Regions from separate parts of the Homo sapiens genome. Here region 2 is linked to region 1. A link is a loop called in an ENCODE intact Hi-C map of the cell type or tissue named here. Cell type or tissue: stomach. All regions are shown on one strand.

Region 1 (8,000 bases):
TACTGGTAGCAGTATAAAAATGATATACAGATGCCAGGGCCGGCATGGCCAGGATGAGTGCGCCAGATTTACACAGTAAAGCCTTCACACGCGGGCTGTCAGTTTTGATTGATCTCTACTATACCTCAGGAACTTGTTGACTAGGTAGGGAAACAGTGCAAATAATTCACTGCAGCAAGTCAGATAATTCACACAACCAATCGGTCTGCTTCACTTTCTGGCTGTGACATACGAGCCTTCCCTACAAAGATGCATCATTTTCCAGCTTGAGCAATATTCAATGTCAGGGAAGAAAAGGTATTAAAGCCACACAAAAGGAGTTCGACTATCGCAGAACGAGAAGTTATTTTGGTAATGGGGGACAGATCCCGCTCTACTCCAAGTCCCACCAGAGCTTTCAGACCCAATTGTCATTATCATATTGATTAAAAAAAAGTTCGTCATAGTGCAATTTTAGGTTTAACGCCAACAGATCGGGAAAGAGCAAAGAATTATCCCACAAAAGCACAACATTCTTACCACAGGGACGTTTCCCTGTTCCAGTTCATTGATGGAGTTGATTAAGTTTAAATGAAGCAGACACTGGATAAAAGTAAGGGTATTGACCACTGGGCACCGAGATCCGTGCTTGAAAGGACCTGATACATGCAGAAAAGCAAGATTTGCTAAATGCTCTAATCTTCAATCAAATCTTACATCAATACAGACAAAGTTTGGTAATGAGAGATTCAATGAAGCATGCGGGAGAAAGAATTAATCCTCTTGGTCTAAACTGGCTTCAACTTTGAAGCTTGCTCCGAAGGAAAGACAGTTATCTAAATGCTAAATAAGAAACTTATTGTACTTTTCATGGCATGCTAATCTTTTGTCTATTTCATCTCTATTATGTGTATGCTCATAGATTGCAGTTGTCATGGTGATGATATCTAGCCATGCTCGGGGGATGGTGGTGAGAAGCCGGCGCGGAGGTGGAAAAGACCCCCACGCAATCCACAGTACAAAAAAAAAAGAAAGAGAGAGAGAGAGAGAGGGGAGAGGAGTGGGCGGGGACCGGACCCCTCCTGAGCTCTTCCCGCCAGGCCCAGGCTCCGCTCACGTCAGAGTACTAAGGAGGACTGGGCCTCCTGCCCTTGGAACCGCGTGGTGAGGCGACCTCAGCGAGGCGAGCAGCATTCGGTAGTGGTAGTGGAGAGGGAGTCGGGCATCCGTCCCACCTCAAATCCGTTTCCCCATAAAGGTTTCCAGCTTTTAGTCCGTAGGCTCCTCCCTCCCCATGGCGTCCCCTTCCCCCCACAGCGCTGCTGGGTAGAAAGGACTGTTGGAGAGGGGACCGAGAGAAGAAAGGGCTCGAACCCTTAACTTGTGGACAGGTTATGCCTGGCTGTGTCGGGGGCGGGAAGGTGAATCTTCTGATCCTGACTGCCAGAGGGGCATGAATACCGAGAAGAGTGGCCTACGCAGCCCTGGCAGGAGGTGGAAGCTATAGGGTCACCCAGGGCCTTGGCGACCAAAGGTGACCCTGGGCCCTTTATGTGTTTTACAAAAGTTGCCAAATTAAGACAGGATTATAACTGCTCGAGTCCTTGTCAGGGCTGAAAGGTTGGGAGCCTCAAATATGCCCCGGCAGTGTTGATGAAAAGCTTAAAAAGTAATAAAAGGGAGAAAAGAGCGAGGAAAGTAACATGTAAAACTCTTATTAAAGAGAAGAGCCACAGAGAGGTTGTGAACTTGAATCACTGTTTGAACTTTAATTTGTTCATTAACAGGATTTGCCCCTTACTGTGAATGTTATTACTTCCCTTTGCCACTCAGCAACAACTCTGGGCATAATAAAAGAGCCTGGCAAAAAGTTAAACGCCTGGTAATTAATTCATTTAATTGAAAAAAGGGGGAAGAGAGAAAGAGAGGTCCCAATGCAAAAGCAGAAGGCAGAGAGGTTGGAGGAGGGGGCAAGGCTGAAATCTCCATGGAGGCCCTCTCCAAGGCCCACCACCTGTAGGCAAGAGGAGGCTTGGTCTCTGATGAGGTCTCTTTAGCAAAATTAATGCCAGCAGACCCTGAAGACCCTCTTCCCAATGGCATCTGCCGCTGGTCCAAATCCCCTGGCCAGGCTTTCAGCCAGGGGCTAGTTTGGATGATCTGTTAGGGTGGCACGGATACCAGAAATCCAAAAGCAATAGATATTCATAAACTCTTTCATTAAAAAGTGAAGAGATGTCTTTTGCTTTCTCCTCTCCCTTCCCTTCGATCAGGTTTCTTATACAGTCTTCTCTTTCTAGGCTGGAGTGAAAAGGACTGCCAGTAGCCTGATATAATCTGCATGTTTGCATCTTAATCAGCCTTATAACATCATGCTTTCTTTCCTTCCCCCCTCCCAGCAGATGATTTAAATAAACTCAGGAGACAAGAAATGAAATGAACACTCCTTGCTCCTCCTGCTCGAAGCACTGGGACTAAGCCAGCTGGCTTTGCCTCTAACCTTGCAGGGCCTACCTTTTTCTTAGTCACTTATCTTCTTTCTGTGTTTGTCAACCACTGCACACAATCTTCTTTCATGTACATCTTTCTTCCAAGGGAAGCAATGCACTATTCAGGCACCCCAGAGCTATTGGCACAATGTTGCCCTTGCAGCCCAATAAGAGAACAGCAAAGTTCAGGAAATCAGAGGTAGGTTGGTTATCAGTTCCTATTTAATATGTTTAAGGCTTACCACAGTTAGGATTTCCTAACGTTTTAAAAACCAGTGTTCATATACATAATCAGTGTGATTTTCCTTAGAAACAGAATTATCTACCATGTATTCTCCCATTACAAAACTACTAAAGACAGAAAAAAAAGAGAAAGGTAGAAAATGTGAGACATTATAAATTAATTCCTAGTATCCAAAACTATTTCCTAGGTTTGTTTTTTAATTAAATCACTTCTAAACCCCAGGAGAGAACAGAATTTCACTATTATCAAATAAATAAAATCATCAACATTACTATTTTGCTGGCAGCATCCTCGCCCTTTGCCCCAACCCCTCTTGGTGTTACAATCCTAACTGCAAACTCCATACAACGATAAATGATCTGTACTTATGTCTTCCTGAAAACCAGTGGTTGGAACACACTTGATCTGTATTAATAATAGGAAGGGGGAAGGGGCTTTTAAAAGGGGCTATTTTATAAGTTGAAGCAAATTATAGGGCTTATTTAGCATCAGAATTACTTCTCACCTTGTACTGTCCCTGAATGCTGAGTGATCTCTCTTTTCCAAAGTTGTGGGTCTATCCTAGTTTTATTGTAGACAATCAATACTAAATATTAGGAATCTACAAACAAAACAAACAAAAAAGCTCCCCCCTACTCCACACTGCTGAGCCCTAAATTGCTTTTATGAAAATAACTTTAAAAAGACATTGGCCAGGTCTACTAACCCTTCCACCATCCTCATCTAGACCCTGATCACTTTACACATAAAGGAGTGAGTTTCTTCCTTCCTCAAATACAGCTTTCAGAGTGCCTTAAGATTAACTATCCTAAACCCCTACTTTGCCTTGGTAGTTCTGATTGCCTATAACAGCCCCAGCTTCTTTTTTTTTTTTTTTTTTTTTTTTTCTGAGACGGAGTTTCCCTCTTGTTTTCCAGACTGGAGTGCAATGGCACAATCTCGGCTCACCACAACCTCCACCTCCCAGGTTCAAGCAATTCTCCTGCCTCAGCCTCCCGAGTAGCTGGGATTACAGGCATGCACCACCACACCCGGCTAATTTTGTATTTTCTCCATGTTGAGGTTTCTCCATGTTGAGGCTGGTCTTGAACTCCTGACCTCAGGTGATCTGCCCATCTCAGCCTCCCAAAGTGCTAGGATTACAGGCGTGAGCCACCGCTCCCGGCCAGCCCCAGCTTCTTAAATTGGCTTTCAAGCCTCCTTCCTACCCTCCCCATAGGCATTAATTAGCTGTTCCTGGTTTGTTTTCCACTACTAGCCTACACAAGGCCAGACAGCTCTTCAGGCAGACAGCTCTCTCTTTGTCCGCTGAAAACATCATGTGAATTGTCTTTATTTTACTGAAGATGCCAGGCACCATGTTAGGCATTACAAATATTATCTTATTTAATCCCTTCCATTTAAGAGATGGGTATAATTATACCCATTTTAAGGCTGTAGAAGGCTAAAGAAGTTAAGGTACTTGTCCAACTAAGGTCTCACAGCAGCACTAGGATTCTTACATCTGGCTCAAAAGCTGGTATACTTTCCACTCCAGCATACTCTCCCCCCTGCTATGCATGTGCTGTGTGTTCTGATTCCTCCTTCCTCTTGTCATCTGGATGATTTCTCAATTTCACTCCATATATCTGACTCCTGTCCAGTCTGCAAATCCGGAGAGAAACTCCCACCTCTGTCTTGAAACCTTTCAACCATCATCCTAGTCCTTGGCAGACTGCTGAATTTGTCATCTGCAGCACTCATTTGGTGCTCCCATTTTCTGCCTTGTATTGTCAGCTTTATTTTTATTCAGTCCCTTCCAACCAAACTGAAAGCTCCTTGAAGATGGGAATTTGCCTTATATTTATTTATATTCCTCCCTGACTCCCCAGAGCCTAATATTACAACTCCCGTTTGTCATACACTCACCTCATGCACACTAATCCTTAGAAGTGAGCACTGTTATTACTGCCATTTCGCAGATAAAGAAACTGAGACTCAGAGAGATGAAGAAATTTGCCCAAGCCACTAAGCTGGTGAGCAGATCTGATGTTCAAACACATACTGCCTGAATCAAATGCCCCTTTTCCTTTGTGACTGTATTGTCCTGGCTCACATACATGGTCCCTCACACAATGTGAACTTATGAAGCATTCCTGTATGGAGGATACTCAACAAGCCTCCAGAAAACATCCCTCTAACATGACTTCAGAGAAGGGGCATTGTTTTTACTCTTCATGAGGTGAAATCCGGCAACTCAACAGAAGAAAGGATGAGTATATACCCACCTGAGGACACCCACATCCACTTCCCCCTCCTCTCTAGGAGCCATGCCTCATGTTGGTGGGAGCCAATGATGCTGTCTATATCTGTACAGGGGTTTCTGTGAGGTAGAGAGGCAAACTGCCCTTCCCCCTTAATCCTCTGTACCTTTTAAATACACAGAGGAAAGAAGGAGAAAATTAAACTGTTAATTTCTTTTAATGGTCTGCAGGGTCCAGAGAGGTGGGGTCCTGCTGTGTCTGCAAAAGAAATGAATTGCTGCTGTGGGAAGAATAACAACTGTTTTTAGAAAATGTTCATAGCTGACCGATTAAGCCAATCTGTAGAACTCAAGTCAGCTTCTTCTTCTCCTTTAAGGTATGAACATGGCAATGGGGATTAATGAAATCTCTAAGAAAAGAAGGACCATTGGGAGTACAATAATCAAGGCCTAGGAGTCTGGTCAATTTTCTCCACAAAGAAAGTTTGTCCTTTCAGTGCCACTGCTGCAGAATTGAGCTTGATAGTATAAAGGGGGCTATCTTAAGGTTACTTTATACACAACAGGTCTTCAGGAAGTGTAAAAACAAAATCTCTTGCAATGGCAACAGGGTACTTCCTATGAATCTGAAAAAGGAGTAATGACTATACTATCCATTTGTCTCTGGTATCCACGCTAAAACTATTCTATTCTCCCAAGTTCCCACAGGTGGGTTTCTAGCTTTCTTTATATTTTGGTTCATATATTTGGACAACTCCAGGGCTATAAGCATTACCTTCACCTATAAAACCTGCATTGTAGCACACAAAATCCTGCGCATGCACAGCAAGTGTTTCATTTACTTCATCTCAGATAAGGCACAAACTACCCTGCAAAGTAGACTAGTAGATATTACAATTATATACATTTTGCCTATGAGGAAAACTAAAATTTGCCTCAAGAAACATAATTGGGACATGATAAACCTAGTTCCCACTCCCAGTCCAGGACTCTTTCTACCACTTCTCAATTCTCATGGCAGTCCTCTACCTTTTCTGTACTCTGGATCCACATGTGAATTTTGGAATCTAAAGACAGGAACCTCTCTCTTTAAAAGAGATGGACTTCAAATTATACTCACCAGGCTTCTATTACAACTACCTGGACCATACTGAGAACTACCCTCTCCCCACTCCTGAAGCTACAAACACTATACACAAAATTTAATATTTAGACTCAAATTTTAAAATATTTGCACGAACTCTTAAATCTATAGAAGCTGAGCAGTCATGGCTGGGTGCGGTGGTTCATGCCTGTGATCCCAGCACTTTGGGAGGCTGAGACGGGAGTATCACTTGAGCTCAGGAGTTCAAGATCAGCCTGGGCAACATGGCAAAACCCTGTCTCTACCAAAAATACAAAAAATTAGCCAGGCGTGGTGGCACACAGCTGAGGTCCCAGCTACCTGGGGAGCCAAGGTAGGAGGATGACTTGAGTCTGGGAGGCGGAGGTTGCAGTGAGCTGAGATCATGCCACTGCAGCACTTCCCGCCTGGGTGACAGAGTGAGACCCTATCTCAAAACAACAACAACAACAACAACAACAACAAGATGGGTAGTCATGATGGTTAGGCTCCCCATTTAAAAAGGAAGGCTAAAATCACTGTTACTTGTTTTTCCACAAGTACTATTTATGGATAGTTTGCCAGATAACTGATACTCCCTTCAGATAACTGATACTCCCTTGTACCCCTAATTTTATTTTTTTCTTTTTTTTAGGTGGAGTCTCACTCTGTCACCCAGGGTGAAGTGCAGTGGGACGATCTGGGCTCACTGCAACCTCCACATCCTGGGTGCAAGTGATTCTCCTGCCTCAGCCTCCCGAGTAGCTGAGATCACAGACGTGTGTCACCATGCCCAGCTAATTTTTGTACTTTTAGTAGAGACGGGGTTTTACCATGTTGGCCAGGCTGGTCTCAAACTCCCGACTTTAGGTGATCCACCTGCCTCGGCCTCCCAGAGTGCTGGGATTACAGGCATGAACCACCACTCCTGGCATCTAACATACATTTTAAGAGTCATTCTGTCTACCTAATGGACAAGCAGTCCGGTGTCTTTCCCCAGAAAAGATCTAGAATTGGGTCTGTCCACCTTGTTCACTGACCTTTTTAATTAGGTGTGTAATCTTGGTATCCAGGGCCCAGCAGGTTTTCCCTTCCCCAATGTCTGGACAATACCCAAGTTCATCAAAGCAGAAACAGGACTCAGTTCCAGACCTTATACCTGGCTGAAAGAATGATATTCTTTTTGTCTCAGCTCAATCTTGGTTAATCTCCATATGCAATCTAACTCTGGAGTGAAAGAGAGGAATGACTCTACTTGTTGCTTTGGGACGACTGCCCTATTTCTTTGTCTGCTGGCTGACCTTCCCTATGTAAGAGCATCAGCATTTGCAACATTGGGTTTAAGCAGGAAAGCTCTTTCATCTTTGTCCATTGGCCTTGATCTCTCCTGATCAGTATGGTCTGGATTCTTGCTAATCACTAATGATCCCTTGGCCCTCTATATAATACTAAAGGTATTAGACTTGAACTGTTAGGAAAATTCCTACTCAGCTAATTACATTCTTTCTGCTTTTCTTGGTTTTCTGTATAGTCTCAGCTGGAGTTGAATTTGAATTATTTCCTCAAATTTTAAATTGCTGGTTTTTGGAAAGCAATGGTAAGTTGTTCCCTCAGATGAATACAACTAATTATAATTAAAAAGCCCCATGACTAACCTCTTTCTCCCCCATCCCACTCTTTTCCTTGGATGACTTTCCATACCATCTCCCACATTCTGGCCTTGAATATTATAATAAGAGCTTAGTTCACTGGGCTAGGAGTTTCATGATTCTGTATTTTGTAAAGCAGGTTGAATATTATTCACTTAAAACAATATGGTGGTTCCACTACACATATGCTTTTCAGTCTGTATTTATGATCAACTACTAAAAATGACAAGTGTTTGACCTCACAGGTTAGGCCTCACCCATAGGCTAGGAGAAGGGGAAGTTTTTTGTAATAGTC
Region 2 (8,000 bases), 170 kb after region 1:
TATTAATCTTATTACAGATCATTCATTTTATTTTGTCAGCTCAGTAATTTAAATGTTTCATAGTTAAGTACTCTTCAAGCTATATCTTAGATCATGAGCTCTTTGGAGTAGAAGCCATATCTGTGCTCTATGTATATGCAACCCTACCCCTAGTGGAGCATTAGCTGAATTTTGTATGACAACTAACCCAGTTAAATAAAAGTTATGAAAATTGGGGGAAATACAACCAGACAAACAAGACTTTTCTGAATACAAAAAAACTGAAATCTCCCAAAACTAAATTCAAACATAACATTCATTTTTGTCAAAACAACATGTAAACATAGAACACAAACTTGAGTGTATTTTTTTCTACATAGTCAGTTCTGAAAACTATAATTAAGAACATTCTAATTGTTTTATGTTAGTGATTTTCTAAATCTAGCCCCCAAAAGCTGTTATGTGTAAAGTCTCAATATTTTGGAGATAATAATCATATACTTTTTTCAATGTCTAATTTAACCAATTTGCTTTAGCCTTCTATACTTCACAAAAGCTACAATAAGAAAAGTTGACAGGTGAGATTTTATTATTTCTTCAAGACAAATACTGAAATCCCTGGAGCAAGAGTATATTAAATGAACTTATTACAAATTCCAAAAGACAAAACTTCTTTATATAGAGTAAATATTTTCATTTATAAACTCGAGCATTCACAATCCAAATGTTAATGAGAAAGTCTTTTCATACCCATTTCTGCGCAATTTACATATTCATTCTTCAAAACCAGATATACTAGAATGTGAAGATATATTTTTTATTATATACGTTTAACAACATTATAATACCCATTTCAGAAAAAATTCTTTATCTGCAAAGCACCAATTTAATACTGCTATACTACAATAAGGTTTCTACTGCTCAGTATTTACGAAAAATAATGCTACAACTATTAATTCCATTTGGGGGAAAAAAACTGATTCAAGCACTAAAAGTAAAAATCATGATCAACAATTCTATTTCAGTTTTCCATTTATAAAGTCTCCTACATGGGCTTTAACCATTCACACTTGTAAGCAACTGTCCATAAGGTAACATTCTAGTTATATTCTACTTTTCTGTTGAACAGGTAGATGCCTACCTATAAAAAAAAAGTACACCTATTTATTCCTACCTCTAAAATTACAATCAGAAATACCCAAATACCTTAATAAGCAACCTAAAATGCCTAATAGCTAACTGACATAATGCCTGGAAGCTACCATCAAAGAGGCTCCAAAAACCATCTATATAAGGAGGCAATCCACAACTTCCTCCACCTACTTCCTGGCTATATGCCTAGAGAATACTGTAATGACAGCAAGCCAGGCAACTATGTTATCGGTGGAGGCAAATTCAAATCTCTGCATTCTAAACAAAATATCAAGTCATAAAACTAACCTCTAAAGGATTACTATTAATGAACACTAAGAAGCACCTCTCTGATTTTGTCACTGGGGGGAAAAAAGGGCCATAGTACCAAATATCACCTGATTTACCTCCCAATTCATAACAATGCCAAACAAGGACAGAAGAAAAGAGAGATGGATTCAAGCATCAATTCTCACTACCCTTGGGAGGGAGGACAAATATGCCATAAGAAGTTTAGAAACAAAAACTCCAGCCCGGGCAACATGGTAAAACCCTATCTCTACTACCGAAAGAAAAAAAAAAAAAATCAGCCAGGCATGATGGCATGCACCTGTAGTTCCAGGTACTCAGGAAGCTGAAGGAGGAGGATCGCTTGAGCCTGGGAGGTGAAGGCTGCAGTGAGCTGAGATTGCGCCAATGCACTCCAGCTAGGGTGACAGACTGAGACCCTGTCTCAAAAGAAAAAAAAAGGAAGGAAAAGAAAAAGAAACAAGCAAAAACTAATTTATGGTGATAGAGGTTAGAGGTTAAAATAGTGGTTACTTCTGTAGGGAGAAATTAATAGGAGGGAGCACAAGGCACCTTTAATCAGTGAAGAAAAATATTCTACATCTCTATCTGGGTATTTCATTTAAAATAGGCTCTAATCACGGAAAATGCTTGCATTCCACAATTCTCATGTCTGTGCTTTTTTTACATCCTCTTCTCCCCAGGTGTAACCCAGTACCTCCCACTACCTGGGAGTTACCTAGGTATACTTATATGTATAAATTCACTGAGTTGTACTTAAGATTTGTGCACTTCACTGTATGTTATACCTAAAAAAAATACTTAAAAACAAGTAACCAATTAATAGCTAAATCTAAAAACCTTTTCTCAATTCTCATCCTTCTTTATCAATCTCCATCATATTGTTAATCACAGAACATCAATATTCCCTAAATGAAACACTTTCCCTTTTGAAGATCGACTAGGCTTTGTTAGGATGTTTTTTCCAGCATTTTCTGTAGTGTCATATTAATTCTCTCTAAATATTAATTCAATATTTATCTTTTTTCTTTTGTTTTTTGGAGACTGAGTCTCACTCTGTCGCCCAGGTGGGGATGCAGTGGCATGATCTTGGCTTACTGCAACCTCCGCCTCTCATGTTTAAGCAATTCTCCCGCCTCAGCCTCCCAAGTAGGTGGCATTATAGGTGCACACCACCATGCCCAGCTAATTTTTGTATTTTCAGTAGAGACGGGATATTTCATCATATTGGCCAAGCTGGTCTCAAACTCCTGACCTCAGGCGATCTGCCGACCTCAGCCTCCCATAGTGCTGGGACTACAGGCATGAGCCAATGCACCCAGTTAATTCAGTATTTATCAAGTGCTCATGTATGAGACACGAATTAGGCACCCTCCAATATATATTTCCAATCTCTCTCTCACACACACACACACACACACACACACACACATACACACACACACACACATATACACACCCAAACCAAATTCCCTAAACTGGATTCAAGCCACTCTATTACCTGGTATCAAACTGTATTTGCTGTTTTAATTCCTATCACTTCTTTATGGGAATATTCTTCTCAAGCATTTTCTGTTCTCAGCTATCCTTTACGGTTCAGTTCAATTTCTATGTTATTCTTTCCCTATACCCCATAGGACTTACTATCTGTAATTGCACTGTCCAATACAGTAACTTCATGTGGCTACTGAATACCTGAACTCTGGCTAGTCTGAATTGAGATGTGCTTTAAGTATGTAATACTAACAGATTTTGAAGACTTAACATGGTTAAAAAAAGAAAAAATGTAAAATAGTTCAATCATGTTTATATGATGAAATAATAGTATTTAGATACTGGGTTAAATAAAAATCCATTAATAAAATTTCACCTATTTATTTTATTTTTTGATGTGGCTATAGAAAATCTAAAATTGCATTTGTGGCTCAACTTATATTTCTATTGGGCAGTGCTGACCTATACAATCTATTTATAAATGCCCACAAATTACCTTTTTCTTCTTCTTCTTCTTAAACTGATAAATACAAATTGTATATATTTATGGTGTACAACACATTTTGAAATACATATAAATTATGCAATGGTTAAATCTAGCTAATTAACACATGCATTACCTCACATAGTTATATTTTGTGGTGTGAACACTTAAAATGTACTCTCCTAGCAACTTTCAAGTATGCAATATTAACTATAGTTACTATGCCCCACAAATTATCTCTTAACATATAATGTCATCTTCCCGATGAGTGCCAGAATTCAACATTAAGCTTTTTTCTTTTATGAATTAAATATTATATTAGGAATTACTAATAGTAATTAAGTGCCATTTAATTTTAATATCCCTTTAAGATTTTTAACAAGGAAGTGTAAGGCATTTCAAAGTGTTCAAATATTAAAAAAAAGTTGTTTTCAGATAGCTATAAATTATACAATTTTTCATCTATATTTTACTTATATACAATTCTAAGTCAAATGTCCCACCAGCAAGGATAGATAGCATGATTAAACCTGTAGCAATCCAAATCCCATAAAGTATTAGTTCTGATTAAGCCTGATTTTTTTCATCTTAGTCACTCAGTAAAGGGCAGCATCCATTTTGGTCAACATCATTGTACCAATGTCCAGCAGCCAAGACAAAGAGCCTTTATATGGTGGTATGAATAGACAATGAGAGCAATACGACACCACTTGAAATAAGGGGGGGGAGAAAAATGTTTTTATAATGCTAAGTTTTAAAACTAGGAGATGAAACTTACAAATTGTGTAACAACTAGGTAAAAGGATATATATGTAAGAAGAACAGGAAGGTAGAACAGAAAGGTCTCCTCTCTAGACCTTCTCAAGATATACCTAGGTTCAAACTTGGCTACTCCATTATTAAGTGGATGTGTTTCCTCACATGTAAAGTGGGAATATATACATCACAGGATTATTAAAAGAATATAGTAGATGCTTAATTAACGTCATCTGTCTTTAATACTAATAATTATATAATGGTAATAAGATTATGGGTGACTTCCCCTCCCTCACTTTCCAAATTGCTGTATTTTTCAAGCATAAATGAAAAACTTACAATTTCATACTAGTACCCCTCCTCAAATGAACCTAAAATTATTTTTACTAGCTGTCTTTGACAAATTTGCTTATAAGCTTAAAATCCGTGTTTGTGCTAGGAGGAGGTTGGTGGTAGAAAGAAAATTAAAGAGGGGGAACTGATAACTTTAACACCATACCAGCACAGACATATACAAAACAAAGTGTGGAGAGGAAAAGAGCAAAAGGAAATGCTGTTTGGGAAATTCCCAACTCAGACTATCCAATGAAAAGATTATATTCCACCCGCCTCAATCTAGCTACCTACCAGCCACTCCTCACTCTCATCTTGGGTTTATACGTACATTACAAATACGCATAGCCACTCACCTTCTTCTCTCTACTAATAGTCACCACATGGCCTCACAGTCAAAAATTGAAAGGAGAGTGAAGAAATTCAGCATGTTATAACAAAGACAAACCAATGCACTGGCTGGGAAATAACTTCATTAAAATGTACTCATTCCCAAGTGTATCTACTCATCTGCTGACAGTGCTGGGAATGCATTCCTGAAATATTTAACCTGGTTATAAGATTCTGCTGCTAGAATCAGAGAAGGCACACTTTGATGCCTACCTCTCACTTCCTCTATAACAACCTTGTCTTTATCGGCATGGCTTAAAATGGGACATTAGCAAAAGTATACAACTGCAAATCACTCACAGGTGAAAATCTCAAGTTAATGTAGAAAGAATAATTAAACAATGGTAATAATAACTATTATTACTCTAACAGGTAACACTTACTTTACTCAGCATTGTATGCCAGAAAGCTAAGGACTTTACATGAATTATGTAATATCAACCCTAAACCTCTTTGAAGATGGTAATTACTAATTCCACTTGCCTAGTGCTCACACAGCTAAATCTGAACCCTGTCAATTTTACTTCAAGGCTTACACTTTCAAACTTTATCATATCCTGCCTCTTTATATATGCATAATTACAATTGCAATTGTGATTCTATGTGTGTGTGTGTCTGTGTGTAAAGTATTTAGTGAGTCAGTAGCAAACAAAAGGCAATTAATTCCAACTCTGTGAAGCCTTTTACCCACCTTCACAAACCAACAATAAATTGGGAATTACCCCTCTCCTCCCCAATAAATGGTGCTCTGAAAGTACTAGTTTTACAGTCATACATCACTTAAGCATGGATGTACATTCTGAGAGATGCATTCTTAGGCAATTTGGTCACTGTGCAAACATCACAAAGTGTACTCAAACAAACCTAGATGGTAGAGCCTACTTACACACCTAGGCTACTTGGTATAGCCTATTGTTCCTAGGCTACAACATGCTCCTGTAAAGCATGTTATTGTACTGAATACCACACACAACTGTAACATAACTGTTTAGTATTTGTGTATCTAAACATAGAACATAAAATACAGTAAAAATACAGTATTACAATCTTATGGGACCACCATCGTAAATGCAGTCCACTATTGACCAAAGAACATCATTATGCTGCACATGACTGTATTTAATATCTTCCTCAAGAAACTAATGAAAGAGATACTTTTAAGTAAAATATTAATCTTTTCAAAAAATTAGATAAAATAATTGATAGACTACAGGTAAACATGCTTTGTAAAGTGTAAAGAATTTTAATCAACACTTTATTAGGTATTTTTAATTTTCAGTTGTCTATTTGGCTCAAAATATACTTACGTTTCTAGAGTTTGAACAAAGTCTTTTTTATTTGAGACAGGGTCTCACTCTGTCACCCAGGCTAGAGTGCAGTGGCACGGCATCTCTGCTCACTGAAGCCTCTGCCTCCTGGGTTCAAGTGATTCTCCTGCCTCGGCCTCCCAAGTAGCTGGGACTACAGGCACGTGCCACCATGCCCAGCTAATTTTTGTATTTTTGGTAGAGACAGGGTTTCATCATGTTGACCAGGCTGGTCTCAAACTCCTGACCTCAAGTGATCCACCCACCTTGGCCTCCCAAAGTGCTGGGATTACAGGTGTGAGCCTCCACACCCGGCCTATATAAAGTATTTTAAAAGCTGTATTTTCAACTTAAAAAAAAGATACACATACCAAAAGGCTTAACACATAAAATCTGCCTTCATCACTCTAACCCAGCTTCAATTCTACCAAAATCTAGGCTAACAGAATTAAGCTTCAAGGAACAAATCATTTATCTTTATTTTTACTTACAAAATCTCAGTTCAAAGGATTCCAAATGAAATGGGAAGACCACAGCTAGCAGACAGAAGAGGTAGGGCCAAGATTAGTAGGAGAGGGGAAAGAAAATCTCCCAGAAACGCTAATCTTAATCCAGTCTCACTTTCTCCCAACCAAGAGAAGTGTGCACTGCTGCTACTTCTGCCCTGGCAGGCTCCTCCTCCTCTTACTCTTGAAATCCTCTGCTTTTTTCCTCCTGGAAAGTTACTCTCACAGGGCTGTTTTTCTTCCTAACATCTCTCAATTGTCAAAGGATTTCTTATCTTGAAATTAAAAGAATAAAAATATACTAACTTTCCATAATCACATAAGAGTTCCCAGGAAGTTCAAAAAGGATAGTAACTACTGCCAGGTGCGGTGGCTCACGCCTGTAATCCCAGCACTTTGGGAGGCCAAGGCGGGTGAATCACCTGAGGTCAGGAGTTCGAGACCAGCCTGGCCAACATGATGAAACCCCATCTCTACTAAAAATACAAACATTAGCCAGGTGTGGTGGCCGGCGCCCGTAATCCCAGCTACTTGAGAGGCTGAGACAGGAGAATCACTTGAACCTGAGAGGCAGAGGTTGCAGTGAGCCAAGATTGCACCACTGCACCCGCGCCTGGGAAACAGACCGAGACTCCGTCCCCCAACCAAAAAGAAAGAAAAAGAAAGGATAGTAACTCCATGGTTCAACTTGGCAGATCTGCAAAAAAAATTATAATGCAGCAACTAAGGCCTTAGAGACAAGAAAACACCTTTTTCATGGGAACTTCCTCTCCCTGAAGAAAGACAGAATTTAATTTAGAGTCTTACTACCCTCTGGGTCTCCTGTGATCTTCATGTTTGTTTCTTAAGGGGAAGAGGAGAAATCTTTTAGCCAACCAGCAGGGTGAGCTAGTGCTAGCATCAGTTCCATGATTCTCAAATCTCCCAAAACTCAATGGTGTAAACGGCTTGCACTATTAACAGCAGCTATTTATTTCCCTCTAATAAACCTGAATCAAAAACACCACTTCTAGAACTGCTTCAGTCAATGCTATACCTGACAACTTTACTCAATATTTACAGATTCTCCATATACGAAATAGACATTCTCTCTACCAGAAAGATTAATAAGTGTAAATAAAAGCTCATTTGAATATGTATCCATAGTATTACAGTATCCACTCTTCATTCTCGTTTTATTTTACAAGGTTACTAATTTAAAACATTTAGAAAACAGTTTAAAAAATGGTTAAAACAAGTGCTCTATAAAATCAGGGTTAGATAACTCAACATGCCAATTTCTCCATTTGCTGCAAGCTACAATTGTCTTAA

What was found. A loop is a pair of places that touch in the nucleus more often than their neighbours do. Peaks named below come from ENCODE experiments on the same cell type or tissue, not always from the same donor. Only the 100,000 strongest peaks of a DNase experiment are listed, where the experiment ranks them.
Region 2: it touches region 1 in a loop (2.8-fold over the local background); 32 of 110 quality-filtered maps call a loop at or near these places.

What each region holds. Positions count from the first base shown.
Region 1 is chr1:90,840,469-90,848,468 of GRCh38, forward strand. All of the region lies in intron 1 of LINC02609 (long intergenic non-protein coding RNA 2609), which reads right to left. LINC02788 (long intergenic non-protein coding RNA 2788) reads left to right here. Exons shown (of 4, transcript NR_186594.1): 2 at 5,186-5,331; 3 at 7,588-7,653. Among named protein-coding and RNA genes, the nearest start is that of LINC02609, 7.2 kb to the right of the region's middle. RefSeq lists an enhancer at 1-1,190. In stomach, no CTCF peak of the experiment used is centred here; no DNase peak of the experiment used is centred here; H3K27me3 peaks cover 3,927 bases.
Region 2 is chr1:91,010,633-91,018,632 of GRCh38, forward strand. All of the region lies in intron 1 of ZNF644 (zinc finger protein 644), which reads right to left. Among named protein-coding and RNA genes, the nearest start is that of ZNF644, 7.4 kb to the right of the region's middle. In stomach, no CTCF peak of the experiment used is centred here; no DNase peak of the experiment used is centred here.